Linked DNA regions of Mus musculus: region 2 is linked to region 1. The links are chromatin loops, found by intact Hi-C in ENCODE. Cell type or tissue: heart. All regions are shown on one strand. Each heading gives the region's core, and the rest is flanking DNA. Links, peaks and the distances in the headings are about the cores only. Region 1 overlaps Tgfbr3 (transforming growth factor, beta receptor III). Region 2 overlaps Gm33474 (a long non-coding RNA gene).

Evidence for each region. Hi-C counts contacts between places; a loop is a spot of excess contacts. Peaks named below come from ENCODE experiments on the same cell type or tissue, not always from the same donor. Only the 100,000 strongest peaks of a DNase experiment are listed, where the experiment ranks them.
Region 2: it touches region 1 in a loop (1.8-fold over the local background); 1 of 42 quality-filtered maps calls a loop at or near these places.

Annotation. Positions count from the first base shown.
Region 1 is chr5:107,111,852-107,128,133 of GRCm38, reverse strand. Tgfbr3 (transforming growth factor, beta receptor III) reads left to right here. Exons shown (of 17, transcript NM_011578.4): 15 at 6,727-6,774; 16 at 9,608-9,715. Among named protein-coding and RNA genes, the nearest start is that of Gm42146, 26 kb to the right of the region's middle. In heart, for the core only: no CTCF peak of the experiment used is centred there; DNase peaks (open chromatin) are centred at 5,333, 6,843, 7,293 and 11,163; H3K27ac peaks cover 2,404 bases.
Region 2 is chr5:107,054,820-107,071,101 of GRCm38, reverse strand. It overlaps Gm33474 (a long non-coding RNA gene), which reads right to left. Exons shown (of 5, transcript XR_001784912.1): 3 at 15,755-15,884. Among named protein-coding and RNA genes, the nearest start is that of Gm33474, 14 kb to the right of the region's middle. In heart, for the core only: no CTCF peak of the experiment used is centred there; DNase peaks (open chromatin) are centred at 6,011 and 8,651; H3K27ac peaks cover 4,965 bases.

The DNA of each region.
Region 1 (16,282 bases), core at 3,682-11,681:
TGATGATCCCCTCACCCTGTATGATTAGTTTCTTGGGCTCTGAAATCATTTCTGTTCCATGTAGAGCACTGAAACCTGTTTCAGCTACACAGGGCATTGGAATAACACTGGGAAAAGGCAGGAGATCACTGGCCCAATAGTCCTGGCTTATTTAAAATAACAACAGCTAATGCTCTTTCTGAGAGTGGGCCATCAGGGGGGACCTGTGGGTTCCCCAGCTGCTTTACTGACCTGATGCTATTCCTGTTGATGTCCTTGCCACAGAGCCGACTATCCCTGCCCCTTTGCTCCATCTTTCTTTACTGCAGTTGCATTTTTATGGACCATAGATACAGGCAACGTGTCAACCACCACTGCCGAGAACAGGGACGTCTTTCAGGCAGTGTTTCTTCCTCAATGGGCAGGGCAAGTGGCCATCAAAGCTACATGAATAATAGTAGGTTTTTATTGGAACCTTCGTGAAGGTATCACCTTTGGTCTTTAAGTCCTTTGGGATCAGTGTTGGCTGATCATCTTGCTACTTAAACCTTCAGCAATAGGTGAAGATGCTTAGACTATTAATGGTGGTGAGGGTCCCACATTGAATTTGTTTTGTGCTAAATGCATAGGGTGTTACAGAATTTAATTCTTGCAGCAGCTCTGTAGAGAGCCTCTCTATCAAACTTGGACACACACCTGCATATAGCAGACCAGGATTCAAACCCATTCTTTTGATTTTACATCTTTTGCAAACCTTCACGTGTAATCTAATTCCTATTTTTAATAAAACAAACATACATCTGCTGGTACTATGGGGAGTCACCTCCTCATCTCCACCCCTTCCCCCTCCACTCCCCCATCCCCTCCTACCTCCACCCCTCCTCCTCCCCAACTCCGCCCACTCCCCCTCCTTCCCCTGCCCCTCACTCTCCCCACCTCTCCAACTCTACCCTCCCCACCTCCACCCCCTCCCCTTCTCACCTCCACCCTGTCCCCCTCCCTCCCCACCTTCACTTCTCTCCCTCCCCACCTCTACACCCCCACCTTTCCACTTCCCCCACTCCCTCCCCCTTTACCCCTTCTCCCCCTCCCCATCCCATTGTTATCAATGTAGCACCCGAGTATTCTAATGAGTAGCAGCTAAATAGTAGATGAAAAAAATTAGGGGTCGAAAACCCACATGATAGGGTTAAAATGCTAGAGTGTGTTTAAAAGTGCAAACCCAGACACTCTGTGACTTTATAACTTAAACACACACAAAAGCAGAAGATACAAATAGCTGATGCGTATTATGGTTTCTGGCAAAACAATTAAAATAGCTGAGCCGCTGCCGGTTTGCCATCACTGCTGGGACATGAAAGCATGTTGGCAGGCTTCCCAATTTGCCACGATTTATACCCGGTTTTTAATTCTTAGCAAATTAAACTTTTGAAATGTTGGATCTTCTCCACATTGGAAAATAAAAGCACCTGCATATCACGGGCTGTCAGTAAATGCGGAGTTCCTGCTTTGCTTTCTGCCAAACCAGGGCTCTTTCAGGGGAGGAGAGGGTTTTGGAAAGCAGAGGTCTGTGAGTTGGAAATTGATCTAAAAGAGGCGTGACTTTATGGAACACTTTTGGATTTTTCCAGAACCAAAAATACTCAAAAAAAAAAAAAAAGTTTGTCCTCAGGTTAAGGGCAAGATGAGGAGAGGAACAGGGAAGGGGCGCTCAGGAGCTGGCAGAGCCAGGACTCATCCATCTCTCTTCACGGAGGGAGCAGGGGAGAGAACTCAGCTTATGCCAGCCTCTTCACATTTTGAAAACTGCTCTTTGGAAGATTTTAAATGTATACAAAAATGGAATGTCCCGCCCCCTCCCCAGGAACACACCACTTCCAGCTTTAGCAACTACTCATGGTGAATCTTGTTTGACGACTTCCCATGGCCCATTTCATCTGTCAGTCATCCAAGAGATACCTCTGAAATTTAAGAAACATCAAAAGATCTTGAGAAGAAGGCTGGGTATGGTAGCATACATCTCTAATCTCAGCACCTGGGAGGCAGAAGCAGACAGATTTCTGTGAGTTCAAGGCCAGCCAGGGCTACATAGGAAGGCCCTGTTTCAGAAGAGGAAATAAGATGTTGAGGAGAGCTCCAGTACTTCGATCACTTAGGAACTCGGCTCTGCAAGCCGTGTAAATGTTACGCTGCGAGAAAGAATCTGGTAATAGAACATGAAATGATACTTTGGGTTGTTTATTATAAAAACATGTTTACTGGGTTCCTACTAAGCCTGTAAGGTCTTTCTAGCACAGTGTTTCTCACTCTGAATAGCATCCTCCCCAGGCTGGATAACTCGTTCAGGCGCACTGTAGAATATTTAGCATCATCCTTCATTTCTACCCAGTAGATGCCCGTGCCCACCCCCAACCAGGTCGTGACAACCCAGTAGGATTCTAGAAGTCTCCAAGTTTCAAAAGAGCCTCCCAATCCCCCATCTCCACTCCCCACCCCTCACCCCTACTCCCATTGTCAAGTGGCAGAGTGCAGATAAGGTGACAGACCACTGCCAGGGACTCCATAGATACTGAAAAGTGCCCAGAGGAAGGGTCAGAATCAGGGAGGTAAGGTTGGTAAAAATACTCTTGAACAACTGCACAAAGTCTCCTCCTCCCTGGCTCCCCTCTGCCAGATGCCAGCAGATGTGTGTGTGTGTGTGTGTGTGTGTGTGTGTGTGTGTGTGTGTGTGCCAGTTTGATGCTTTGTTTCTTTGTGGGCCTTTTAGGGCTTCCAGTGTTTAGAAGAACTGAATTAAAACGGGAGGCCAAAAGCCGTGTCAGTTACTCATGCATAACCCACCCCAGGCTCGCGCATTCACGAAAGCCCTGCCCAACAGCCGGAGGGGGGAAGTTTTGGTTCTAGAGGTAAACCAAAAGTTGTTCAGAGTATATGAAAAGATTTGCTCCAGAATGTTGATTATAGTGTATTCTTTCTGCAAAGAAATCTACTGTTAAAATTATCTTTACAGCAATATCTAGGATTCCTTTTTAACAGTCTTTTCCCCTAAGCCCAAAGTCAATATTGTTACGGCCGACGCTATTTTAGTTATACTCAGGGGTTATGGGGAACAAGAACTGTTAGAGGATAAACCCTGGAGCCTCTGCCCTGCTGTGTAGGCTTGTCTCTGCACAGATAGTCAAGAAGGGACTTGACTCAAGGAAATGAGGCAGGGGTGTTTCTGTTTAGCTCTCTGGGAGAGCCCCCTGTTTGGGGCAAAGGGAGAGTATTAGATCACACCCTAAGTCCATTAAGAACTTTTAAACAATACCATCCATCAGGAAGGCCTTGTCATAAAACCTAAATGCTTACATGTGAGGTCTCCCCCGGGGAGAATCATTCTTTTCAAACCACTTGGGGATTCTGAGTGAGAAAGTTTAACCGCAGGCGGAAGACTCCATGGAGCTCTTCCCAGAAGTGAGTGTGCACACACTTCTTGCGTGATGCACACTGCTGAGACCGCCAAATGCCTTTGCGCTTACTTCAGTGAATCAAACTGCTAATTCCTGAAAGTAGGTGGGTTTTGTGGTTAGATGCTTCCACTTCATGGAGTTCTTACGGTGGAGGTAAAAGGAGCAGGATTTTTGTTTACTTTATCGTACTGCACAAATCTATAAATGTTAGAGTGAGTGTTGTTCGTGCTGCCACGAAGCTGATACCCAGGCAAGTGCTCTACCAAGTGTGCTACACCCCCAGCCAGAAAGTGCATCGCTCTAAAGAATGTATTTTATTATTTTATATGTGGGGGTGTCTTGCCTTTGTGTGTATTTGTGTGCCACTCACCTGTCTGATGGGCTCAGAGGCCAGAAGAGAGCATCTGACCCCCGAAATTAAAGTTACCAATAATTGTAAGCCACTATGTGGGTGCTGGGTATCACACCCAGGTCCTCTAGAACAGCCAGTGCTCTTAACCACTGAGTCATCCCTCCAGCCCCTCCTAAATGCATTTTATAGTTGGTACAACGAGTGCAAGTTCTGTATACTGAATTGTATTATTTTCCCCCTAAGGCAGTGTTCTAGTTTCATGTCTTGTGCAGTGATAAAATATCCAAACAACAACAAAAAGGCCACATAGAAGAGGGGAGTCGTTTATTTAGTTTGTGGTTCTAGCTTACAGTCTATTCCTTGGAAGAAATCAAAGCAGGAACTTCAAGAATCTAGTCTCACCATACCAGGGGCCAAGAGTAGAAAGAAACCTCTGCGCACACACTTGCTCCATCTCTCTTGTGCAAATTTAAGACCCTTGTCTAGGAATAACACCTCCCATACTGGACCGAGTCTTCCCACATCAATTAATTTAAGATAGTCCTCCCCTCCCCCAGACATGCTTCCACACCTCCATGTGGACAGCCCCTCAGTACAACTCTCCTCCGAGGTATTTCTGCCTTGTGTCACATGAGCAATCAAACACCACAGAGTCTCACTATGCAGCCCAAACTGATCCAAAGCCACCGTGTATCCAACCTGTCCCTTAACGAACAGTAATCCTGCTTCCGCCTTCCAGGGATTGGGGTTATAGGACGATACACTATGCCTGGCCCTCTGAATTGATTTTTTTTAAAGCGCTTTAATTTTCTTGGTAATTGTATCAAAATGTAGCACAAACGTTTCCTCATCGGGGGCCACCATGATCCTCACTTTAAGGGATCCATACAGTTATTGATCATTTAGGAATTGGACTTGGTCCAACTGAGCTTGTTAGCCCCGAGAACAAGCAACGATCTCTTTTCCCGATGTCAACCTTATTATTTGTTTTTAATTTAATAAGGCCAGCTTGCATAATTTTGGTCTAAACTCCACAAATTCTTTTTTGTCAGAGTTGTTTTGCTATGAATGAAAAGTGTGTCTTTATTGAATGAAGGAGCTGAAACGGAGAGACACTGAGCACAGACCATGTTTAAACTCTGAAGAGAAAGGTGGAGCCTGAACCACAGGTTCTTCACCCTTTTTCTAGGAAAGGCAGAGAGATAATACATTTGGTTTGGGACATATCCAGCCCTTGCCTCAAGTGCTCAGATCATAGGGCACTGTGCTTATGGAACAAACTTGAATTTCATGTAATTTTCACCTCATGCAATATTCTTCTTCTTTTGCTTTCTTTAAATAAATCATTTCAAATTGCAATTTCCCATCCCAGGCCACAGTGTCGGCACCCTGGTTTAAGCCCATCTCACTGTGGAGAGCAACAAGCCCTGTGTAACAGCAGTTACTAAGTAACAGTAGTTACTAAGGCAGGACTTCCCCAGCTGAGGGCAAGGACTTGCACTCCTCTGTAGCCTGGAGGCAAGAGTCAGAAATTGTGGCTCAGCCCTTGGCCCTGATGCTTCCCAGCTGTGATCTTGGGCAGGTCACAGGATATCAGAGTCTCAGACCACACTCATTTGTAAAGTAGTAATTGCAAATTCTTTCTCTGCCTGCCTCAACAGGGTTTAGCATCATATAAAACCTCTCGGATCTGTGGCCTTCTACGACTGCGAAGCTACAGAATTATTGACGCACCTAAACTTTTTGTCATCTTATTTCTTGTTTCCACCATTTTCCAAAAGGGTGTCAGCATTTTAAGCACCTGTCACCAGGCACCTCTAGAAGTCCAAGTCCCAGCTTCTCCTGAAGGCTGGACAAAAAGAAACGCTGGGAACCTCCACACTGCCTGGCACTCTAGCGTGTTAGGATGCAGCCCATGTAACAGGAAAGGGGGATGAGCAATGTGGAGAGACCAGGGCCAGCACAGCAGGAATTAGTTTATAAGTGTAATTGAATGAGCCTGTGCAAACCTTAAAGAAGGAGGAGCCACCAGCGTCAGGACCTGGGAAAGGAGAGGAGATACTATGTTTCATTGGAAGCAGACCGCACTTGTTTTTCTATGTATACAAAGGAGAGTCCCTGGGGGTCTCGGGAGTTCACTGTGAGGGGACCCAGTAGGAGAAAACATTTGGAATATGCTGAGAAGAGAATGAATCTGGTAACACCAATAGCGAAGCCAAACCTAACCGTGTGGTTAAGTAGAGAAGTTACAACAGCAGTAGATGGTGGTGGTGGTTGTTTTTATGAGACAGGGTCTCACTATGTGGTACTGGCTGTCCTGAAACCCTGGTCTCTATGTAGACCAGGCTTAGCCTCGAACACACCTGCCTCTACCTCCTGAGTGCTAGGATTAAAGACACCTGCCGCTATGCCCAGCTGAAAGCTGTAAATTATTAAGAGAATGTTTAAAAGCGGGAACAGTGTTGTGACTGTATTGGAGATGCACGGTTTTTGTCGGTATTGAACCCTTGTATAGATAATGAGATGAATACATGCGCGCAGTCAGACTCAGAGCCCTTAGATTCGGGTGCCTTTGGCTTTCCTTCTCTGTAATCTCTCATTAGCAAACTACAGTGCCTAACTTTTCTGAGATGGACTTTTGATATGTAAAGAGGAATACTGGTAGCGGTTTCACAAAGTATTTATTAAGATGGGGCTGGAGAGATGGCGCAGCAGTTAAGAGAGCTGGGTGCCCTTCTAGAGAACCAGAGGTTAGCACCCAGCACCCAAGTCAGGTGGCCCACAACTTATAATTCTAGCTCCAGGGAATCCAATACTAGCCTCCAGTAGCACCCCCATAGGATTACACACACACACACAAACAAATAGAAAAACGTCTGCTCTGCTGAGCCCGATGATCCCTTACGTCAGTGGAATGCATTGTGACTTATGCTTTTGTTTCAGAAAATGTTCCAAACATGAAGGAGTCCAGTCCGGTTCCTCCTCCTCCACGTAAGTCTTTATGCAACTATTTCCAGGCAAAGCCTCTGGCCTTTTCTAAGAATGTGCTGGTTCGGGAAGAAGTCGTGCCAAGCTGAGCTGATAAGGAGTACTGGGCAGTCCTGCCCACTTCCTCTTCCTTTCCTCTCATGCGTTCCTTTTCCCTTCCCCTGTCCTTCCTTCACCCCCCTCCCTTCCTATTCCTGCGGTCTCTACCTTCGCTGCATGAAAACCTTAATTTGCTGACCCACTGACACATGTAGCCAGAGTGGGAAGGCTACAGCCTCACTTTACCAAGTTAATTATTTGTGGGTTTTTTGTTTTTTCCCTGTCATCCAATCTGGAGTGTTTGCTTCAAATTCTGCCTGTGGTGGTTACCTGCTGAGAGGAACTCAGCACCACACATTCAAGACTATTTTTAGGTCAAGGGATGGAGAGAGCTAGGGAGAGTAAGAGCATACCGGTGTTCAGCACCATTGGTACAGGGCAATGAGTTGGGAGTCATGTAGGTGGTTATCATTTTGTATATTATTGAAGTGAGTTTCCATGGTTATCATTGGCACAGAAGCAGGACTCCACCTTGGCGTCTTGCCATCCACCCAGAGTTCTAGATGATATGTCCCTGTGAGGATAGTCTGTATTGTTTTCTTCCTGGAGACTCCCAGGACTTGTTCCCATTGCTGACCGCAAGACATACATAGTATTCTTTTCTTTAACTTTCTTTTTTTTTTCTTTTCTTTATTTTTTTAATTTTTATTTTTTGGTTTGTTGTTTTTTTGTTTTTTTTTCGAGACAGGGTTTCTCTGTGTGGCCCTGGCTATCCTGGAACTCACTCTGTAGACCAGGCTGGCCTCAAACTCAGAGATTCGCCCATCTCTGTCTCAAGAGTGCTTTATACAAATCACTCTTTATAGTACTTTTATAGAAAGCCCTTTTTATGTTCTTCTAAGTGACTTATTTCCAGGAGATTATGGAATAATGGAGAACCACAAACTCAGTAACAGACCCACTGGGCTTATTTTCATAAGTGACATCTCTGTCTTTGGAATTTCAGGATGTTTTTACTAAAAGACTTAGGAGCACGCTATCTTTGCATTTGTAGGCATAACCCTAACCCTGATGGTTCAGCACCTCTTTGTATCTGTCCCATGGACTAGATTAAGCTTCGTGGCCTGAAGGGTTGACCTGCCATTGTAACTTCCACCAGGCTCTTCCTGGTTTCTCGTTCTGTGTTCCTTCCCAGGACTGCCTCTCTGTCAGACTGACTCATCTTGTGTCACCTCCTGCCTCTGGTGGGTGGAGACACCCTCCTTATTCCAGAATGTAAATGAACACACCAGCAGGCATGCAGCTGGAAGAGCTTGGGTCCTTCGGGACGCCTTCCATAGGGCAATACTAAACAAAAGCCTTCGAATGGCTTTGGGTACTCAGGGGCCACCTTTGCCTATGGCTGAATCTTTTGTGTTGGTATGAGTTCAAAAGCGCAGAGGTTTCATTTCTAGAGCTTTCAGTTAGGGTTGCTTCTGAATGGAGTAAAAGAAGAAATTGTGACACGGAGAAAACTTGTACCTTCAATTTAAAAAAATTACACACACACTAACGTGTCTGTGTGTGTATGTGTGTGTATATATTAAGACAGACTTTTATCTTACCAAACACTTCTTTACAAACTAGTCCTAACTCAAAGATACTTAGTCTTGAATGAAAGAAAATATCCAATTTCTGAGAGCTGAAGTCAATTTCAAACAAACAAAAAAAAAAAACCAACTTTGCCAAGTAGAGGAACAATTAGTTCTTTTACATGTTTTGCTGACTGTAAAACTGACGTGGCACCCACGAGAAGTAATTTTCTTCACAGAAAGAGCAGAGTTGGAAAGGCGTCAAAGAGCAGGTTGTTTAGAGCGAGGCTGCTCATGAGGATTAAGGCTGGGGCTTACTGTGAACTCTGAGGTGTGTTCTAATGCACAAGAATAATTCATTCTGTTCTGTTCTCTTCCCCTCTCATCTTTCTGACTCTATAAGTGTTCTCAAAAACACTTCAGAGTCCGCTAAGGCTACGGTGAGCCTCATTGCTTACAACCACCCAAGGAAGAAGCAACAAGGCTGATTTTGATAGTGGGAAGTTTACTTTTTTTTAAAAGATGGGGTCTCACTGTGTAGCTTCGGTTGGCCTGGAGCTCACTGTATAGACGGGGCTGGTCGTGAACTCATCTTGATCTGCCTGCTCTGTATCCCGAGTGCCGGGACTAAGGCCGTGCACTCCTGGTTCTTTACCGTCTAAAGTATTGTAACTTGTGACTTTTCACGTTACCGAGGTTCTCAGACCACAGATTTAAAGTATCACGGCATTTATAAATCTTATTTTTTAAAATGACATTTTGGGGGGCTGGGGAGGTGGCTCAGTGATTAAGAGCACTTGTTGCTCTTGCAGATGACCCCAGTTGGGTCCCGAGCACCCTCACGGTGGCCCGTACCCATGCAGAACCCCAGTTCTAAGATAGGAGATTCAAGGGGCACACCCATGGTCCGTGGAGATTCAAGGGGCACACCCATGGTCCACTTAAGTGTATGCAGGCAAAAGAATCATACAAACAAAGTAAATTAAATAAGCTGGAAATTTTTTATTTAAAAAATCACTTTGCTCAGAATAAATTGCAAACAGAATATGTAAAAGCCCAATCAATCCATCTTTTCCTTTGTCAGCAGATTTGCCAGTAACAAAATATAGAGTTTACTGTAATTATTATCTCTGATCTTACTGTGACCGTGCTTGGGAAGTGAGAATGAAGCTGAAGTGTGAAACAGACAGCTTGACATCATGTATGTATCTCTTCCCCTCTTCTAGAGATTTTCCACGGCCTGGACACGCTCACCGTGATGGGCATTGCGTTTGCAGCATTTGTGATCGGAGCACTCCTGACGGGGGCCTTGTGGTATATCTACTCCCACACAGGTTAGTGACTACTCACTGGAAACTAGGGTGCATCTGGGCCACACAGGGCACCCGCCACACAATAGACACCAGAGTTTTTGTTGGACAGGTGATATAATAAGCAAAAGGAAGAGAATATCCATTTTCACTATTCTTATATTTATGTATTTTGTGTTTTAGGTCACGTAAAAATGTAACTTGGTCTAAGTGATGCCTAGAGAAAAAAAAATGTTTACCCTGCTTTTGTTAGTTGCAGTTACAGTGCTGGTGATATTCAGCTTCTAAGACAGTCTAATCTTGTCATAGAACCTAAAGGAGTCTGGGTAGCATGACGAACTGGAACTAGAAACCTTCGCTCCAAAATGAAAGGCCGTGGAATAAGCTGCTGTGATGAAGGAGACCAGTTGCTCATGACCACAGCTGCCAGGGCATTGGATAATGCCCGCCCTTGTCCTGTCCTCAGTCAGGGACTCCAAACCACGACCTCCTGGCCTTTAACTCATGACATCTTTCATAAACAAAATTCTCCCATTTTACAAAGTTTATATTTCAAAATATATTTTTATGACTAAAAAAAATATAAAAAGTGAAACAAAAAAAGTTAAAGGTGTGCTCTCCCACCTCACCTTCCTGTTTTGATGTTCTTTTGGTGAATACAGAGTTGCCCCAATAATCCTGGCTTCGACCCCCAAAGCCCTAAGATACAGTTAGCCATCAGCCTTCCCTGAACTTTACATAAGTTCTGGGAGATTCTATAGCCCAGCCATCATGCTTGGGCAGCAGGCGCTCATCCCCAGCTCCCATGTTTTCTGCTGGTTGCTAGACAGAGCCTCAAACTCTTGAGAAAAGTACGTGACACCAGCATGCTTGCTAGCTAAAGGTTCTGACTCTCTTTTCACTTCAAATGCTACACCTCGTAACAGTTTTTTAGATCGGGGCACAAACAGCAGCAGACCTTCTACACCAGGCCTAGGAAGTCTTCTACCTTGTGAAAGCCAACGTAGTAGCAAAAGCTTAAGAGAGTTTGATAATGGAGCTCTAAGTCCTCAAGAGTCATTGTTCCCAACCAGCAACTCCAGTGAAATGTGTTTCGTGTCAGAGAGAACGAAGGCCTAAGTGGGGTGGTTCTGAGCGTCATATAAATGCCTATGAGTCATTTGAAGAAGTTTTCCTCATGCAAAAGTTCAGAAAAGAACCCGAAGGGACAGCTTTTAGCAGAGTAGAATTTTGGAGTACTTTTATCACAGCAATACTGACATGTTTAGATCTCAAACTAATAGTTCTTTGCAACTTTTTCCAGCCTCCTGCATGGAGGAGGTTCTAGGGCACTTGGCGGCCTACATTGTCTCCTGGGAATAAACTTGAAAGTACTCCAGGAAGACTGTAGCCCTGAGGATTTTATGTGGGGCTGGTCACTCGCAGATGTTTTCCATGTGTGTACTCAGCCACTGGCTGGCTTGGGTCTTAGAACCAATCCTGAAACCCACATGGTCCGTCTTGGGCTAGGAAGCCAGGCCAGGCATAATAGAGGGTTACCAAATGATACTCACTGTGGAAGCAAGGCCCCACTGAGATCCCTCTGGGAACCCCAGATTTGTCCAAAGCCAAGCATCAAGCTGATAGAGGACAAAGCCTGGGTGTTGTGTCCTGCTCCTCACTGAAGTCGGAGGTGGTTGTACCTCACCCTCTGTCATCCAAACAAAAGCCCCAGAGGGAAGCTGAAAGTACCGTTAATACAAAAATAAAGTTTGCACACAGCTTAGAGACAAGCAAAAGGCCCTTCCAGCACACAGTTTGTGTTTGTGCCGACTCAGAAACCAAAAGACCTATGGATGCTGTCGTTTGGCTTAGGCTCTTGACGTTGCTCATGATTCTGCTCCAAAGTGGCTCTTCAGTCAAAGTTGTGGCCCCCAGCTAATCTTAGGCACAGCTACAATTAATCTTAGTACCAAATAAACACAAAGAGGGCTCAGTCCAGAGCCCAGTTAGTCTCTGACGTGGATCAACCAGCAGAAAGTTTAGATGAACAGGGATGGTCAGAATGCTGTGGCCAGCAAGCAGAGCCGGGCATCCAAACACCGACTCAGTCCTTTAATTTCCACAATAAGCTAACTGTGGAACTCAGACCTTATATGGTATATTTGGGGGTTCAGGCTGCTCTGCCTCTGTGTCGGGAACAACCCTTTGTTTGGATGACTCCCTCTGCTCACGTTCTCCAGCCTTTCCACAGCACACCCCAAGTCACAGATTTGAATCTTGACACATGTTCCTGGAATAACTTTTAGTCTGAAAAGATAGGGTTCCCACTCTGTCTTATTGCAACTCCGGGTACAATGAGATAACTGCCTTTGGGCTCTATTAATTCTGTTTGGAGATCCCTATTTTAAAACCCTGTCTCACTGTGAACAGAGGAGAGATGGTTGGGGGTAGGTGTGGTTCTGGTCCAAGGTTTCTGTGACACAGGTCCCAGAGTCACAGGTGTGTTGACATCTGTAGTTTCCTGGAGCATAAGAGCTCTGTGTTTGCTTTGTAGAAAACCTTTTTAGCCTCATCAATAAAGTGCGTGAGAGTGTGACACCTGAACGAGGTACTGGGACAGCCAGACCCACCCCCACTCCCTCTTTTATTCCTTCCCTGAAGCAACATCTTTAAAACTCTTGTCTGGTTCATTGAGATATTAGCTGAGTTCAAAGCCAACATAGGCTGTGTTGAGATACTCTATATCACCCTACACACACACACACACACACACACACACACACACACACACCACACACACACATACACACACATATACACACACACACATATATACACCACATATACACATACACACACACACACATACACACATACACATACACACCACACACATACACACACATACACACACACACACATATATATACATCTCTAAGTAACACAAGTATACGGCTGCCTCTTTTTGCTTGGGATCCTCTCTGTTAACATCCTACTGCAGAAAACAACTGTTTATCTCTGCTTTACCTAGGTGTCCCAATTATCCATTTCCCTTCTTAGCCCCTAGCAGGGTGGTTCTCAGCCTTCCTGATGCTGTGACCCTTTACTACAGCTCCTCATGCTGTGGTGACCCCCAGCCTTAAAATTATTTTCGTTGCTACTTCATAACTGCAATTTTACTACTGTTACAAATCATAGTGTAAATATCTGATATGCAGGGTATCTGGCCTGCAACCCTGGGACAGGGTCATTCGACCCACAGGTTGAGAACTGCTACTGCCCTGGTAGAACCACACCGAAATCTTAGTTGGATACACATTGTCTTAGTTAGAGTTTTACTGCTGTGAACAAACACCATGACCAAGGCAGGTCTTATAAAAAACAACATTTAATTGGGGCTGGCTTACAGGTTCAGAGGTTCAGTCCATTATCATCAAGGTGGGAGCATGGCAGTATCCAGGCAGGCATGGTGTAGGAGGAGCTAAGAGTTCTACGTCTTCATCCAAAGGCTGCTAGTGGAAGACTGACTTCCAGGCAACTAGGGTGAGGATTTTATACTCACACCCACAGTGACACACCCATTCCAACCAGGTCACACCTATTCCAACAAGGCCACACCTTCAGATGGTGCCACTCCCTAGTCCAAGGATATACAAACCATCACACATATTCACTGTTTCTGCAGTGATGACCACACACACACACACACACACACACACACACACACACGCGCGCGCGCGCGCCGATCACAATTTAGCCATTCAGTATGATAGCTCTATTACCTCTCCCCCAAGTGTTTAGGTTTTTCCAAAGATAAGCAGCATTTCTCTGTATCCCATCTCCCACTAGCTTAGTTTTCTAGGCATTTATCGTCAGTTTGTCTACTGACTGCCAGCTGTTATGACCTCCTCTCTCACACACACACACACACACACACACACACACCAATGCCATCCATTTTCTTTCACAAGAGTACTTCACAGAGCCCAGGTACGGCTCCCAGCATCTATGCCCAGCAGCTACTCACACGCATAGGCTCACTCTCCTCCTCCACTCTTAAAAATAAAACGATTTTTAAGCCAGCTGGACCTGTCCAACTTGTCCCCCTGCAAACTGTCTCTTTTGCCTCCAGTCTGGAGTTTTCCAGCGCTTTTCTTTGGGTCAGGGATGCCTTAGGCCATGCATCCCACGCCTTCCTTCTTCTTGGTTTAAAGGGGACATGGGAGATACATGTTCCCTTTATGCCATGAGTCTGAAATATCCCCGCTTTATAAAAACACTTGCTTGACAAACATGGTATCCTCTGTTAGGTTATAAACGATCCCTTGGAGTTTTGAAAGTGCCCCTCGTGTTTTTCTCTGGCTCAAGGCTTGCTGCTGAGGGTTTGAGGCTGCTTAGATTTATCTTTCTAATTCTCTCTACCTGTGACCTGTCTTTCCTTTCTGGAATCATCTTTATAATAATAACAGCCCTTGATTTAGGGGCATTTTCATATTTTGTGCTGGGAATTAATTGGGCTTTCAGCCTAAAAAACCCATCCATTGTTCCTTCCGTCCCTCTTTCTTAATTGGTGTGTGTGTGTGGTGTGTATGTGTATGTGTGTATGTGTGTGTGTGTATGTGTGTATGTGGTGTATATATATGTGTGTGTGTGTATGTGGTGTGTATGTGTATGTGTGTATGTGTATATGTGGTGTATATATGTGTGTGTGTGTATGTGTGTGTGTATATGTGTGTGTATGTGTGTGTGTGGTGTGTGTGTGTGGTGTGTGTGTGTGTGTAGGGTGATATAGAGTATCTCAGCACAGCCTATGTTGGCTTTGAACTCACTATGTGGTCCAAACTGGCCTCAAACTTGTGGTCTTCCTGTCTTAGACTCCTAAGTGCTAAGGTGACAGGCATGTGTCAGTCAGTTTTTCTTTTCTCTGTCCTTTCTCACCCCTGTTTCCTGTATTCTCTCACTATATGAATTATTTGAAAGATGAACCTAACCAGCCCTCTGCTTCGTCTCTTTCAGTTACCTAGAATCCTGCCTTGATTTTTTTTAATTCTAAGAACTATAATTTTCCTTTCCTTTGTTTGTTTGTTTGTTTTTAAAAGTTCTCCTCTCCCCTTGTGCCTGGGTTATCTATCTGAAAATAATACAGGAGTAGTTATGAATGTGGAGGCTGTGGCCATGCAAAATTCCGTAGGGTGTGTTGAGGGGCTGTTTTATGGATGGATGAGTTCCAGGGTCACCCCTGCATCTTTCCTCTGAGCTCATCGGATTTTTCCTGAAACAGACCTTCCTGTTTCCTACCTGCACAGTATAGGTCTTGCCTAAAAAAAAAAAAAAAAAAAAAAGAGTATTAATAAAAAGTGCTGACATAGCAACATGGGAAAAGAAATACTCAAACTTCCAGGGCAGGGCACAGTACTGACACTTTTCCTACTTTTCCTGAGTGTGGATAATCAAATACGTGTCATGTTCCAGAGGAAACAAACATGTGGGCTGTCATGAGAAGACCGAGGCCACTCTGCTTCAGTAGGTGTGAGGCTGAGCTCGTCATCAGCTAAGCCCAAGTGTGTCATACCTCCTCAGCAGCACCTTGAACTCAGCTGTGGTGTCTTGGACTGAGCGTTTCTAGTACCCTCAAGGTCACCCTCTTCAAAGAATGCATGACCTCTTCTTCCTGGATAATGACAGGCAGGTTCCAGTCTTGCAAGGGACAGAGGAAACTCAGGGGAGCCATATTGCTTCTAGTGCAGCAGTGGGATCTACTCCACTAGAGTATGAAGACCCTAGGCACCTCCTCTTTCTTCGTTGTCTGGCGTCTGAGTCGCCTACGCCTTTGAACCCTCTATGACAGGTTTATACCTTTATACTTTATATATTGAGGCAGGGTCTCTTCCTTGCACGCAGAGCTCACAGATTCATCTAGTCCAGATAGCCAGCCTGCAGCCTGCTCCAGGGTCCATTTACAAACAGGTTCCCTGATGGATTCTCTTGCACGGAACCAAAGTCAGAAAGAGTAATAGGGTAATAGGTTAGTGTGACTGTCCACCTCAGGGCACGCCCCGCTATTTTGAGTATGGGCGCTCTCTCTAGTGCTCTCTCTCTCTCTCTCTCTCTCTCCCCCCTCCCTCCCTCCCTCCCTCCCTCTCTGCCTCTCTCTCTGTCTCTCTTTTTCTCTGTGTCTGTCTGTGTGTGTGTGTGTGTGTGTGTGTGTGTGTGTGTGTGTGTGTGTGTCTCTCTGTGTCTCTGTCTCTCTCTCTCCAGGGTTTTACATTAGCAAGACAAGAGCTTCCAAGACTCTGAAAGTTATGAGAGCTTTTTCTAATGGGCATTAAAATCGCTGACACAGCAAAGAGACACTTCCCAGGAAGCAAATCTCCAGACTTCCTGGGCAGGACACACTGCTGACATTTTTCCTGAGCTTTGACTCATCAAGCATTGTCCTGTTCTGGAAGAGATAAACATGAGCGTGCTGCCCCGGAGGAGCAGGGCTGTCCTGCCTCATCCACTAGACCCAGAGCTCACAAGGCCAGCAGAGCCCAAAGGGATGGGAGGAACCTCCCTTTAGACCAGTGTGCCAGTGACTTAAAAGGGGAGAGGTTGTTCTTTTTAGTG
Region 2 (16,282 bases), core at 4,955-12,954, 58 kb after region 1:
CCTGGAACTCACAGACATCTGCCTGCTTCTGCCTCCTATGCACTTCTAGTTTAAAGAAATCTGAGTTTGGGGCCCTGAGAGATGGTTCATCCCTTAAGAGTACTTGCTCTTTCAGAGAACTTGAGTTCAGTTTCCGACACCTACGTTAGATTGCTCATAACCATCTGTAATCCCAGATCCAGGGCTGGGATCTGATGGCTTCTTCTGCTTTCCATGGAATCAATGATGCACATAGCACGCACACACACACACAGACATGTACACATAAATTTCAAAAAAGAAAGAAATCTGAATTTGGAAAGAAAATAAACTTTACTTCCAAGCTAAGAGGAAGAATGATCACCCCGTTCCTATTGGGAAAGTGAGGTCGTGCCATGTACTTCCTGGGTCAAGAAAAAGCCTGTGCTCAAAAAAAAAAAAAAAAGTTAATGCAATTGTCTATTAAGTTGAAAAAAATAATAACTATACCCTACCATATAGAAAAAGAATACCCTAAGCAATTTCATTTATTTCCATAGTTTTAGTTTCCCCATATTTACATAAATGAGATAATACTCTACTCTAATTTGTAAGAGTCATTCAATCCAGGAACCATCACAAGTGGCAAATTCAAAAGAAGATTAGTGATTTATAAGGTTTTCCCTGGGATGATTTATTGTCTCCATCACTAAAAGGACAAACAGAAAAAGCTCAGTGGGTACTTTAACACGAAGCTTAAAGATGCATAAACGCATTTCTCACGTTCTTTAGCAATGAAAAGTTCATTATGCCATCCTGTGCAATATGGCTTTTGTGTAGAGAAAGAGAGGGAGAAAGAAAAGACTCTTTGTTTACTGATTTTCTTGGCATTGCGTCTTCACTATGCAATAAGCTTAGCCATTGTTCTAAAACTCTGGATAAGAACAGCACCCATTACTGTTACAAGCGGCAGTCAAGTAAGGCAAGAGATCCCATATGAACTCAGGGTTAAAGGACTTGGCTCCAGAAATGGTTCTGGGCACCATGAAATGTAGCATTGGAGAAAAAGCTGACACGGCAGGGCTTGTTCCTTAAGACGGATTGTGCTGTGCGTGACAGCACATTGAGCTCATTTGTGTTTAGTAATAAGTATAGACTGTATTGCCCTGTAGTCCAAGTTCAGTTACTGTAGCTACTCAACAATATCAGCATAACCCAGGTTCTCTGAATCTGTTGCCTTTGCCAAACCTGAGTGCTTGGTGCCTAAGACCAGTTCTCTCCATGGATATAAGATGGTCACCATATCTTCAAGGCATGGCTGTGGTCTGAGAAAAAAAGCCTGTTTTCTACTATGTATCTCTATAAGATACTATGTATCTCCGTAAGTCTTCCCTACGGAACCCCCTGTGTCTCTTTGTTCTTTCAACTTTTGTCAGTGCCTGGAATCAAATCCTTGACTTTGTACATGCTGAACCAACAACCCTAACTGAGCTATTCCTAGGCATCTTCCCTCATGACTTACTGACATTTCCTATCTATATCCAAACCAATCCCAAGTTCTAGAAAGACCAGCGAGAACCCACGACAAGTCTGATTATAAAGCCTCCTTCGAAGTTCACAGCTAAATAAGGACATGGACGTGAACAAAACTAGGAAGGGGTAGAAAGGATGGAGAGGAGGTGAGAGCCATCAGCAAACATTGCTTCTCATAAGAGCTGAGCCATTCTCCAAGAGGTGGTGTCCCAGACAGCAGACACAGCCTACTGAACTTCAGAATACAGTGTCAAACCATGTAAGGCAAGCCCTGCTCCTTTGAAGGCATAGACACATGTGTGCACATGTGCGTTGTTAATTTTCATTTCCATTACCAGTTGATCAATGTGTTTCCTCAATGTTTTCCGGAAGAGACCATGGACTGATATATTTTTGGAATCTTTACCTTTCTGACCAAGTCCCTCGGTTGCTTTCACTAACCAAAGACAGAAAATCCACATTCATGATCCTTCTTGGTCCAGTCTGTAGCCATGTCTACAATGTTTTCTGGAGTAAGCGTGGCAGGGGTTACTGTTTCTTTGCTCTGATATAAACAAGACATTCCATTTTTTATCCTTTCTTAAAAACATGGGCTGCACCATTTCTTTAGTTTTACCCTGTACCTGGCCAAGTACTCTAGTGCTCTCTAGGGATGTCTTGTTTTCCTGTTTCTTTGCTCCACCCCTTCCACACACACTAATTTGAATTGGGCTCTCTGTCTTCTGCTCCTATTGTCTTCTTTCCCAACACTGAAACTTCACCTCATCTTCACTGTGGTGTCCAGACTTCCTTCCCAATGCACCCAGGGCTTCTCCTCACTCACTGAGAACTGTACTATACTACTGGCTACTATTTTGTTAAGCTTACTTGTCTGACCCATGTCACCTTGATGCTGATGTCGATCTATTATCCTTGCATCCACCCTCCTGGTGACTAATTTGTATTTCTTTCACAGAACTTGTCTCTTCCTACACTCTTCCAAGACTATTTTTTGCACTTTCCTAAAAAAAAAAAAAAAAAAAAAAAAAAAACGTTTTCTCGTCTCCTAAGGGAAGCTGCTGTCAGAGGAATGCTCTTCATCTTGTCTTCCACCTGATTGCTTTGCACACTCCCAAGGCAGGTTTTGCTTTCTTTGATTGTTCATCTTTGAGAAAAGCCAGTGTCAGAATCACCCACAGGCTACAGAGCGTGGAGATTGTATTTGCTCTGATGAGACACTTGGGTAATGATTGGATGGTCTCAGAGCCACAGCTGGACAGCAGGTTGATGCCGGTGCTTTCCTGCTCAATTCTGAGAGTCTCAGCATTCATTCTAGCACAGCCCTGATGCACTGGATTGCTGTCTCAGTTTCAGGCTACTCTTCTGATGATGCTTTGTGCCTGGGGGTCCCTCGTCTTTCTATTTCCAAGTATAACGTTTGATTTCTGGCAATAAGAAATACACTCAGGGACCGAAGTCTCCTGGAACAGGTCTCTGAAGGAAGCTTAAAAGACAGAGACAATAGAAAAGAACTAGAGAGTCAGGAGCCATTTAACAAAAGGAGAAAAACAGAGAGAAGCTAGAGGACCAAGGAGGGCAGATGGGGTGAGAAGAAGAAAGAATCAGCCATCTTCAGTCTCGTGAGTCTATTTATCAAGGCTGTTTGAGGTGAGAAGAACATAGCTTTCAGGGTGATGTGAGCTTTTCTGAGAAAAGCTCACTCTTGGGCCAACAAAGGAAGAAATAATTAACTGCATTTTATTACTGTGGGGTTTTAGCTTTCAGTTAAAGGATAGATTGTGTTGCCTAAAACCCAGGAATGATTTCGAGATAAGAGATAACTGATTAAATATATTGCCCTGGAGTTTACCTTTTGGCCTTTGTTGGCTTTGGGCTAGGCATGACCGAGTAGCAGAATCTAGGAATGGATAGTAACTGGCGTCTTGAGGCCTGTCTCAGGCTCCTAGCTGTGCTTTAAGATTATTTTTAATGATAGGTGTTGCAGTGCTTGTTGACACGCTGGCCTCGACAGTTTCAAGTTGCCCCCCCCCTTGTGCTCCGCCTTCCTGCCCACCCTCTCCTGCGTAGTGAATTTGAGAACAGTGCGAACTATTGGAGTAAAAGAGGAAAAACAACAAACAAACACCATCATAAACAAAAATAGTATAACTGACCCAAACTAGATATGAACTAATAATGTACTTGATTTTAAAAGAAAGGCTTTCTTAGTGTACGGATCAATGTGTGTGTGTCAGGAGTGTGAGGGTTAAATGGATCCGTGGGGGGAGGGGGCTAAAATTATGTGTGTGGGTATGACCACATGAGTGTGGGTACTTGTAGGTGCCAGTGGTAGTTGGCTCCTCCAGAAGAATTACTGGCAGTTGTGAGCTGTGTAGTGTGGACGCTGGGAACCAAATGTGAGTCCTTCAAAAGAGCAGTACTCACTCTTACTGAGTTGTCTCAACAGCCGGCTACCAGGCCCAGGTAGATGTGTTTTCATTCTGCCTGGTTTAACCTATAAGGCTTTTGGAGCTGATTTATGGCCTCTATTGTTAATAGGAATTAGGATTTTTCCCCCCTCTGATGAACAGAAGCAAATTCAAACATGAAAAACCAGGACATTAGAACCGCATGAATCATTTTGAAGCAGTGGAAAGGATCCCGGCCGAAATTGGGAAAGGGGAGTAGAAAGGGATTGTGTTTATTATGGCTTGCTCCAGAGAACAGAGTAGGAGCTCTTGACAGGACCAAGAAAGAGTTGAATTTGGCTTAGCCCAGGCTCATTTGGCAATGGAGTGGATGCCTCACCCACGAAGGCAACAGCCTGGTTCTAGGAGGAGATACACCTGCTCACCCAGAAACCCCCTTTTCCTGGAGACTGTGGGAGCACTTCTAGTCCAGGGTGAGCAGCGTATTTTAATGATCTGGATTTAGGGGTTTTCCCTTGGAGTTTCTGCTTTTGGGGAGGGGAAGGGGTCAGATAAGGGACTTGGTTTTCTTCCCAAAAGAAAATACTCCACTGGAGAACTCAGCTGCTCTGTATATTGGGCTCCTTGTGACAAATGAAGACATGCACATCATATTTGCTCCGGACCCCCCATGCTCAGTTCACCTTTTGAAGGACAGGTGCTGAGCTGGGCGAGTGGAGCAAGCAGACACAGCACACCACCTCACCCTAGCCCTTACTACAGCATATGGGGTACTTTCTTTTAAGACCATATTTATTTATACTTGTAGGTTGTGTGTGGTGTATGTACTTGTTAGTGTGGGCATGTGCACACGTGTGTGGGTATGCGGAGGACTGATTGACATGAGAGCCTTTCCCTGATCATTCTTCAGCTTAGTTTTTGAGACAGGTCTGTCATTGCAGCTGAAACTGCTTGGCTAGGCTGGCTGGCCAGTGAGCTTCAAGCTTCTGCTTGTTTCCACCTTCTGGCAACCCTAGTGCTGGGGTCACAGGCACATGTCACCGTGCCCAGCCTTTTCCATGGGTTTTTAAGGTTCCAAACGGGGGTCCATATGCTTGTGCTATGGGCACTTCACAGACTGAGCCTTCTCTCTGGCCTCTTTCCAGATGGAGGACCAACCATTAATGGGGTCAGACAATTCACCAAGCTCAAGATGACAGTCCTTCGTGAAGCCGTTGAGACCTCCAGAATTTAATTAATTAATTAGCTAATTAATGTTTTGAGACAGGGTTTCTCTATGTAGCTCTGGCTGTCCTAGAACTCACTATGTAGATCAGGCTGGCCTCAAACAGAGATCTGCCTGCCTCTGCCTCCCTAGACTGTTGGGATTAAAGGTGTGAGCCACCATACCTGGCCAGAGGCTCCAAAACAAGTGAGGACTTGGGAACCTGTTGTAAGAAGACTGTTTTCTGGAGATACATTTCTTTGCATTTCAGCTCTTGACAACTGTATCGAAATTTTCATTTGGTATTTGTGGTAGCTCTGGGGAGTCAATAGAAATGAGGACAAAGACACTCTCCCTCCATGCCCCCTCCAGTCACTCCTTGGTGTCCTATGGGTGGGTGAAGGCTTGGACCTTGGTCTGATCCAAAATGCAGTCTGACCTGTAAGTGGGAACAGGCGCCTCTTTAAAGGTCACTGAAGATTTGGTTATGGCTTCTTTTAGACTGGTTGAACTAAATGAGGCAGGAGAAAGCAGACTGTGTGATTTAACCCATTTCCAGCAGCCTTTCGAAAACACCCAAAGCCTGTTTGGAGCCTGGCCTCCTTCCTTTGGAGTCTTGCCTCCTCTGAGCAGACTCCAGCCCTGCTGTGGCCCTTTCCCCTGACCAACAGGTGTACAGTTTGTTCTCACACAGACAAGAGAAGAGCTGTCCCCAGTGGGGTGCTGCCATCAGTCAGTCTGCTTCAAGGCTAGAACTCAGTTTCACAAACAAATCTTCCTCCGGTTTATCCCACTGGACTGCAGTCCCTGGTGTGAGGCACTGGCTCCCGCTAAGCAGCTAAGCTAGGGGCTTTTCTGCTGCACTGTGTAAATGGCAGAGCTCTCGTCACATTTCCATGAGTCTCGGACCATGCTGTGGAGTCCTTTGGGGATGTTCTAAAGTTCATGGTCCTTTGGAGCCAGGAGAGGAAAGCCCAACAGCAAAACAAGTGGAAAGAAAGAAAGGCAGTGTTCTAGTCACATGGTCTCAGGCCTTTGAAATGCTTGCCCGAATCTGAGAGGTACTGAATACTCTTGTTACAGTCTAGGTCTAATGTCTTTTCCCCTTCATCCAACCCCTCCTTCTCCTTCTGAACATTTAGCACCCTCCATTCCTATAACACTGAATTTGGAGGGTTAGTCTAACTTCTCTAATCTGTAATTTCCCATTTTCCCCTTAGCCCTTTTGCCTAACCTTCCGTTTTCCATCTGGTCATCCTTTACAGTCTTGGTTGAAGGCCAGTGTTCAGTATAAAAACAAGCAAAAGCCACAATTGCCCTATTATTAAAAAGAAGACTGCTTCTCAGCCATGTGTTGGTCCACAGTAGCTTTCCCTGTTAGCAGGTGGGTTTTTCTCTACTGGAGAACATAGCATCCTTCCACCCTGCCTCCCTGCCATTACTGTTGAATCCAGGAACTCACTGTTTCCATCCTCCTCAGCACAGCACGCACAGCACTTGGCTCTCATTCTCTAAGTGAGAGCTCATTACATGGCTGCTTCTAGAAGCTTTGCGAAGTACAGGTCAGAGCTGGCAGCCCTTCCCCAGTGATGGCTCTGTTTTACAGAAGTGGATTGGAGACTATGGCTTGCCATCTCTGCTGCAGCCCTGAGTCCCCTCAGGGAGTTGTGGCTCTGTGGAAATGCATATCTGTCTAGTTAGGGTTTTACTGCTGTGAGCAGACACCATGACCAAGGCAACTCTTATAAGGACAACATTTAATTGGGGCTGGCTTACAGGTTCAGAGGTTCAGTCTATTATCATCAAGGTGGGAGCAGGGCAACATCCAGGCAGGCATGGTGCAGGCTGAGCTGAGAGTTCTACATCTTCATCTGAAGGTGTAGCAAGCAGGATACTGACTTCCAGGAAGCTAGGATGAGGGTCTTAAAGCCCACAGCCACAGTGACACACCTACTCCAACAAGGCCACACCTGCAAATAGTGCCACTCCCTGAGTCAAGCATATTCAAACCATAACATCCTGTTCTTCCTTGTGCCTCTTTTGTTTTTAAATTGCTACAAATATTTTTGCCTACTTTCCTTGGGTATATTTATGCCTCATAAAGGGTATAGTTACACCTTGTAAATATTTCTTTTCTTCTCTTCCACCCCCCCCCCCACCTCCTTTCTTCTCTCCCTCCATGTCTTCCTTAACTTTTCTTTTAAGTTGCCTGGGCCAGAAATCACCTCCATCACAGAGCCTTTTATTTTCACTTAGCATTGATGCATCCTTTGTCTATTGTTTCTGGCATTGATCATCAACCTCACAGTGACATCCTGTCTTACATTTCTGACTGACTTCTGAACATCAGCTTCCTTGACTCAATGAATAATTTGTCTTTCCGATATATCCAATTTTAACTTTTTTCTAGACATTTATAATAAAACATATTAAAATGCAAGTCAAAGTATCACATTAGTTCGTACAAATTTCTTCTAATCTATAGAAGTGATCTGCAAGCATCCATGTTAATTTTATGGTACTTTATGACATGAAGCACCTAGAAAATCAACTTAAAGGGAAGAAGTTTATCTTGTCTCATCCTTCCGAGGTCTCAGCTTGTCATAGTGAAGAGTGAAACATCTCATGGGTGTCAGCTAGAAAGCAAGGAGAGCGAGCCAGAAACCAGGATTAACCTCAAAGGCATGGCCCCAGGGGCCTACTGTCTCTAGCTAGGTCCCACCTACTGAAGTTTATACCACCTCCCAGACAGTCCACAGCTGAGGAGAGGACCAAGTGTGCAAACAGTGAACCTGTAGAGGACACTTCACACCAAAACCACAATAGCATTATTTCTGAATGCACCAAACTACACAAATGCAGCCAGATCCAAGTCAAGTGCTTTGCAGTGGACCATCCTACCCATCTTTCACTTAGGTCCATGCTTGTTTTGTGTGTGCCAAAGAAGAGGTGACATGATGTGGGAGTTGGGCTCATTACGATTTACCTGAAAACACTGAAAATGAAAGCCCATGAGTTGGACTGAGTAGTAGAACTTGTGTGAGCCATACACTTAAAAACAGACAACAGAGTCTGGGAAGAATGGGTAGCCTGTGGTTTGCAACCAGTCAGTAAGAAGATCGATGGGCAATGGCAGCTGGACCAAAAACCCAGAATTTTACCTTCAGGTAAAATTTGTCTAGCTGATCCAGATTCCCTTTTCTGCCTGTTGTTTTAAGATCCTCCATAATTTTCTCCCCTCTCCCAGCCTGGTCAACTCCGTCAGCAGTGTGCCATGCTCTGGCATCGCCTATCACTCTCCCCTAACGCTGTGCTCAGTACGCCAAGGCCTCCCCCTGCCCACTCCCTATTCTGTCTCCGCTCTCCCCATTTCATTTTGTATCTATTTAGAGCACCTTTGACAGGCTAATCTTTCTAAAACACTTTTGCTGTGTCACAGCCAAGAATTCTGCCTAAGGACCTGTTGTCACTTTAGAAATGTGGAGTCGCTTTACATAGTAACAGTCTATAAATAAGTCCGCTTGTTAGGCAAAGCAGCAAGTTTTTAATCTGAGGGCAAGTCCAGCACAGCACAATGTGTACGCGGAGTGATGGACAGAAATAAGAAATCAGGGCCACTGGCCTCTGCCACCTGCCAGCCTCTGAGCCGCGCTGTTTGGTTGGCTTAGGCCGGCAGCATTGTTTCTGCCTGACCTCTGAAAGCTTTGATGGTTTCCTTCACCTCTCAGAATGGTGCCTTTGAGGATATATCACTCTCTCCTCTGTTGTTGTGGAGATCCTCCAACAATTTGTTTCTACCATCTCACAGCATGACCTTCTAAACCCTCCTAAACCCTTCTACACTCCAGCAAGTTGTTCTTGCTTTGTCCTAAATGATGCTGGATATTGCTGCATCTGAGCTCTGGTTCCCAGCTCATCTGTGTCCCAGAGGACAGTCAGTGGGCCACCTTGGGCTGCTGTGGAGGAACTCCACACACCTACAGCTGTCAAGACTTAGCAACGTGTCACACATGTGTCTCTTACTTTGAAAAAAGGCTAAACCATAGTTTAGTTCCATGACTGAATGGTGAGTTAGCTTTGCACACAGGCTGCCTAGATTCAGTCAGTCAGCAAACTTTGTGTATGAGCAAACTGTTTGAAGTTGCTGCTACGTGACTGATATTATCTGTACATCCCTGGCAGTTCTTGTGCAGACTTATGTGTGGTACTGGAGAGATGTTCTCTATTCTTTTTACTGCACCTTCTTAAATCCTCAGGACCAAGGAAACTAACCTCTGAGTAGTCAGTAAACCCCACCTCAGAAAAAGCCACATTTTCTTTCAGCAGTTAATGCAATCTCTGTGATTACAAAGGAAGCTGCACCAGAGAGGTTCTGCACCTGACCGTGTGCCTTAAGAAGGTAGTTATGGGGTTGAGTGTGGTAGTGCATGCCTTTAATCCCAGCACTCAGGAGACAGAGGCAGGTGGATCTCTGTGAGTTTGAGGCCAGCCTGGTTTACAGAGTGAGTCCAGGACAGCCAGAGCTGTTACACAGAGAAACCCTGTCTCAAAAACACAAACCTGAAACCAAACACAACAACAACAACCGATGACCACGAGAAGGCAGTTGTGGTAGTTTGAATAAGAATGGCTCCCATAGGCTCCTATATTTGAATGCTTTACCATGGGGAGTGGCACCATTTGAAAGGATTATAAGGATTAAGATGTGTGGCCTTGTTGGAGGAAGTGTGTCACTAGAGGTAGGCTTTTGAGGTAGCAGACGCCCATGTCAGTCCCACAGTCTCTCAGCTACTGTTCCAGTGCCTGTCTCCCTGCCACCATGATAATGAAGTAAACCTCTGAAAATGCAAGCAAGCTCCCAATTAAACGCTTTCTTTCATAAGAGTCACCTTGGTCATGGTGCCTCTCCATAGCAACAAAACGGTGACTATAACACTAGTCTTGGCAGGGGCTGAGACACATGGCAGCCAATAAGTCTAAACTATGGAAGCAGACTAAGGAGTTTAAATTGCATCCGTGTGTAGTGAAAACTTTGGTTTCTTTAAAAACTCAATTATGTTCTTGTTTTAATCCCAGGTGTGGGATATGGGGCTGCCTCAGTTTGTCCACAACCATTAACTATGATTATCTCATGCTCTAGGAGGGGCGTAATCTTTGCCAGCTGCAGATAGTTTAATTCTGGGGACCCTGGAGAGTACATAAATGCCAGAGCTGAGAGAGAGGCAGGAAGTACTCTGAAGAAGATGGCGGCTGCTCCTGATTGTTGTTGTGGTTTGACGAGATAAAGAAATTGGAGCTGTCCTGACAGCAAAGATTGGACTTGCCTCAAGGAGATCAATGGCCCTAATCAGCAGGAAGTAGCCTATGGGGTCTAAGTGTTGGACCTTTCCACTCTAACCTTCTTTCTCTTCTACCTAGTGCTGGAGGGTTACAAGGGATCAGAGTGGAATAAGGGTTGGAAGGGAGGTAGACGTATAAGAACCCAATAAAATAACACAGCGAGCTCGCCAACATCCATGTCTGACCCTGTGATCACGATGTCTGTACCATCTAGAAGGCTTCTGGTATTATGAGGGTCAGGCTTTGAAACCATGTCTCAAGCCTTCCTACTTCAACCTCCTGTCAAAGAAAAGTTCCTTGTCACACTAGAATTCAGTCCTTATTGGAATCATAACAACATGGCCCCCGTGCAGAGCTCTAAGAGGTCTTTTGGAAATTGGTCATAATTTTGAAATAGTAAATTAAAATTCTAGAGGGAACTGGAGGGATGGCTCGGGGTTAAGAATGCTTGCTGAAGACTTGAGTTCAGATCCTATTGCCCACATCAGGTGGTTCCAACCACCTGTAAGTCCAGTTCCAGAGGCTCTACACCTCCCTATTCTGGCCTCTGTAAGCACCTACACTCATATGTTCACATGCACAAACACACACACACACACACACACACACACACACACAGATCTTAAAACAAACAAACAAACCCCTCCCCCAAAACAAAACTCTGGTGAGGACACAATGAGAAAGCATGTGAAACAGTATATTATTCTCCCTCTCCTGACATCATCTCTTGCTTCTGTCTTCTTTCTCGTACCAGTCATATATTAGCAAATGATACATGTTAGGTGTTGCTGTAATCGTGTAGTTATTATAATGCATGACTGAGAGTAGAGGCTATGTCAATATTTGTGGGCACAGCAAATAAGAGAAGCTCTATTTGATTGTCTTGGTAATTAGACTCTAGGCTACGTAGCTCCAAGGGGACTCACCCAATGTGGTCATGTGTCACAGTTGAGCCCTACTTGTGAGGTGTCTAAAGGGGAAGGGCTTCAGAAGTGGGCCTGGTTAGATAAAGCCAGGCATATGTCAACCACTCAACCACATCCCCATTCCCAGACAGGGTTACCTCTGTGAAGTCAGCCTGGAGGTCTCCACAACGTGCTGTGTTGACTATGGGCCACTACGGAGACATCTCCATGCTTCTGACCATCTCCAGGGAGTCAGAGCCACACCAGCAGTGGCCTGGCTCCTTCGCCGCACACTCTGTGGAACAATTACTTGGCTCCTGAGGGAGGGCTACCTTCCATGTTCCCTGGTTCCTTCTGTCTGTTTCTATATTGAGAATACAGGGAATAGACTGAAGAGGTCATGTATATCCAGGACAGGTGAGCTGCTTGGTGGAGATTGACCTCCTGGAACCCCAGGGAGGAGAGTTTCACTGGGTCACAGGTCCTTCCTGATCCCCATCCATACAAGGCTATTCCTTCCCCCCCCCCCCCAGACAGGGTTTCTCTGTGTAGCTCTGGCTGTCCTAGAACTCACTCTGTAGACCAGGCTGGCCTCGAACTCAGAAATCCATCTGCCTCTGCCTCCCGAGTGCTGGGATTAAAGGGGTGCGCCTCACAAGGGCTATTTCAACTCATGAGATCCAAGGCTCTCTAGGTCATCTCTACTCTGAGGTCACCAACACCCACACAGTAAGGAGTGGGTGGAACCCTAAAACCAACTCCATCTGTTTGTCTCTTCAGATCCCTGCAGGCACGTCCTTAGTCTTGTGACATGACCAGCCGTGCTTGCAGAGGCTCTGTCTACAGCAGTGGGCTAGGGAGTACCCGGGGCTGTGCAGCGATGGTGAACTAAGGGACTGGTCCCACTCACTTGCAAAGCTCCAGGGAGCCAGGGCAATGACTTGAGACCCTGCTTGGAGTCCTGCAATAGTGTCACACCCTGCCACACACCTTCAAGTATGACAGGAATGTGCAGCTTGCAGCACTGATCAGATTAAACTCAGATCTTGGGTGGAGGGTGCTAAAGTGTTGGATTTTTGGGTGTTGCCTTTTTTGCCTATTTGAGAAGGATTTGTAAAATGGGAGCTGAACATGATAAATGTTAAAAGTAAGCAAACAGATCATCACACATGTAAGGAAAAAGCAAAATAGTTAACTACGATGATGCAGAGCATGAGCCATTAATGTTGGAAGATGAGACCATTGTCTTTCTTGGAAACTCCCTTCTTAATCATGGCTGGCATTTATTGGGGCAATTACGATGTAGCAGGCTCTGTTCTAAATACTTTCTTAAATAATTTATTCCCCATCAAGGATAAAGGAAAGAATGATATCATTGTTCCTATTCTCTAAGCAAGGGTGATGAAGGCCAGAGAAGTTGAATAACTTGTCCAGTGTTGCAGAGCTGGAAAATGGAAGGCTTGTACCCAGGTTTTCTGGCACCTCTGGGCCAGGTTATCTTTTAATGGAAAAATCTTTTAGGCCAAGTCTTAGAAACTTCTGCCCTGTGCTTCTGTCAGTACTCAAGCAACAGAGTAAGATATGAATATTGAAATGCAAATAAATGAATAAATGAATGAAGAATAATCTGCAACCACAAATCTTTCCTGGTAAGAGCCCAATTTCTAAAGCAAGAAAACAAACAAACAAACAAACAAACCCCCTCTGATGTTTGTCCACACTGTGTGTTCTTCCTCGGCAGTGCCCTAAGTGAGTGTCTGTAAGCCTTTGTTATTCTGTGCCTCAGCTCTGGCCTCTCCTCCACATTCTCTTCCTTGTTTGCTTTCCTACCTTGAGTTCTCCTCACTAAGCTCCAATATACAAAGTTTAATTTAACAAAATTTTAATGTAACATGGGCTTTCGTGTTGGTTTGCTTACTGCATGGATCAAGTCAAGTTCTTGAAACATAACTACACTGGGAAAGGATGCTTGTCAATGCTGGAGTTGGTCAGAGGGAAGGGCTGGAACATGGTGAGTGTGTGTGTGACAACTTCCCAGTGAATGTGGTTAAGCTGTAGTATCTCACACAAGAGGGATGCAGGCTGCAGCCATTCTCAATTCAGAGATGGGGAAACTGAGAGACAGGGGTGTGGCTTGTTCTGTGGGTGGAGCTTAGGGGTCTCTGGGCTCCCAGTTAAGATGTTGATTAGGGGCTATCTTCTCCCAGCTGTGTCCCCTAAGTCCCTCAGGCTACCCCTTGCCTTAGCTCTCAATCTCTGTTTGTATAAAGCTTGAGGCTGTAATTTACTTTTAATGCCTCATCCATCACCCAGAAAGTGGGGTGGCTCCAAAGTGGTGCTGAAATATGTAAGGCCCAGGATTCTCTAGTGAGCTCAAGACTTAAAAGTTCCCAGTCATGAGCCTGCAGCGAGAGACACTCTTACAGACCCTCCCGATGCTCAGGTCCAGGTTACATTGAAAAGAATCCAATAGGTTTCCAGTCTTGTCTCACCCCCAATTCCTGGAATTGAATAATTCAGGGCAGCAGACAGTAGCTCACCTGCTCAGTCGCCCCTGAAGGCAGGCGTTTCCTATAGTCTTGACCTTTCAGCCCAGCTTGGACAATCATGCTGAGGTTTGCTATGGAACCAATGTTCTGCTACTTCATTTCCACCTAGAATGTAGCAATCCACTGCTGTGTCACACTGTTACCATTCCCCACAGCCCAGTTCTGTGCCACACTGTTACATTCCCAGGGAGATGTGAAGAGAAACAATGACAGACTAAAGTAAGGAAATCACTAACGGTTCAAGTTAGTGAACAAAACAGTTTTATTGGGTTACTTACAGGAATATGGGTGAAGGGTTACCTACAGAAGCAGAAATGACTCAAAGACAGCTGAATTGACAAAGCCCATCCCAGCATGGATGGGAACCTGGAGCACACTGCATAGCCCTCAGGCAGCTTAGTAGGTTAGACAGTGTCCTTTCCCGGTTACTGGTCTTGTCCCACCTCTTCCAGTAGAGAAGTATGGCTCAGAAGTCCTTATTGCTTATTGTGGTGTGAGGGGCTAAGTGAATCCACTCGGTTTCAAGGACTTCCTAAAGCTTTTGAGTTGTTAACTTTCTGGGGTTCGGTGAACCCCTCAAGATGGAATGCTTTGCTTCCTCTTAGACCACCTTGCTTCCTTTTAAGATAGAATGTTTGAGTTCAGAGATAATTGTTACCCAACGCCCAGCGGCGTCCCCAGGACCACAACCCCAGGACTTGGTGCCAGTGGGACCCATGCAGTTCATCTCTACTGTGGCCCTCAGCCTCTCTCCAAACACGCTGGGTCTTTTGTGCGAGCTGAAGTGTTGGTGCCTTTAGTGAGCTTCTCATCTTCCATGTGACTCACACTAGCTGTTTACCACAGTGCTTTTATCATACTAATAAACCATTAGTAACCTGTACATCCATCTGTCAGGGAATAGTTAGGTGAACTGTACTGTCGCCACTCAGTGATATCTTTTGTAGCATTTAGCATAAGGCTAATATCATAGAGAAGTAACTGAGGACATTTTGCTAAGTAGAAGAAGCAGTCTGGATAAATTTTACCAAATTATGAGTCCTTCCCCCTGCCAAAAAACAAAACAACAACAACAAAAAACCCAGTATATATACATGTATATATGTATTTTCTAAGCTATTTATAAAGCTACCTTTTTCTTTTATAATTTCTTTGTTTTCTTGAAGTTATATATTAATTTCTAATTTTAACAGTGCCATGTTTCTGAAAAAGTACCTTTTAAATTATTTTGGAAATTCATGGGTTAGATAAGACCCTGAGTTTTCCACTGGCATACGCAAATCAACCCTTGAAATCAAACTGCTGACGTGGGCTGAACACGCAGATCACAGTCCATGGATTACCAAGGACATGGCTGTAACCTTCTCTTTATACTCCTGATCCATTAGTCCCTAAGCAGTGGATAAAGTGACACAGTGCTCAGAGGCAATATAACACCCACACTCTGCTGTGCCCCGGCCTGCTAGTGTGCCCCTGTGCTTTGCTGCTCAAGCTGCCTGGAACTGGTCTACAGTCAGTGAGAGACAGGTGGGCCCCACAGCTGCTGGCATATCTCCTGCTGGTGGCTCACATTAATACCCCTAGAGGCAAAGGGCCAGCCTACCGTTACCCTGACAACAGCAACCAAACGGACCAATGATGGGCTAGAAGGGTGAGAGGAGTCTGAAGATAGATGCACATGGCCTGAAAGATGTAGAAATGGTGACTGGCAAGTTCCCTGTTTTAACTCAGTGGCAGAAGGAAGGAAGCAAGTGGGTTCCTTAAGTTGCTCCTGTACCCTGGGATCACTCAGATGAGCCTTGGAGAGCCACTGTGCAAATACTGGCCACAGGAGAAACAAAGAGCAAAAACACCCACCTTTGTGTGCTCTTCCAGAGATGAAGTGACACCCTCAGCCTCTCACAGTTGTCCTGGTTGCTGAGGAGCCCCTCAGGGTGAAGTGTAGAGCGTAGCATTTGTGGGTCTCTCATCACACGGGTGATGCATGCTGGGGTTAAACAAGATGAGACAGCAACAAAAGACTGAACCCTTCGTCATCCTTTCCTCTGTCCACCCAAGGCTTGCTGAGAGCTTGCCACGTGGCCTGTGCTTACAGCTCAGGGTAAGACAGATAAAGAGCCTGGTCTCACAGAGCTCATATTTCAGGGTGATTGGAGAGAGATGATAAGTAGTGGATAATAAATCACAGTGACAAGTGATATAATGAAAATATAGCAACGCTGGGCTAGAGATAATGGCTTGCCAGTTAAAAGCACTAGCTGCTCTTCCAGAGGATCTGGGTTTGATCCCGGCACCCACACATGGCTACAACCATTTCTTATTCTACTTCCAGGGCATCCATTGCTCTCTTCTGTCCTCTGCAAGCCCCGGGCATGGACATAGCAC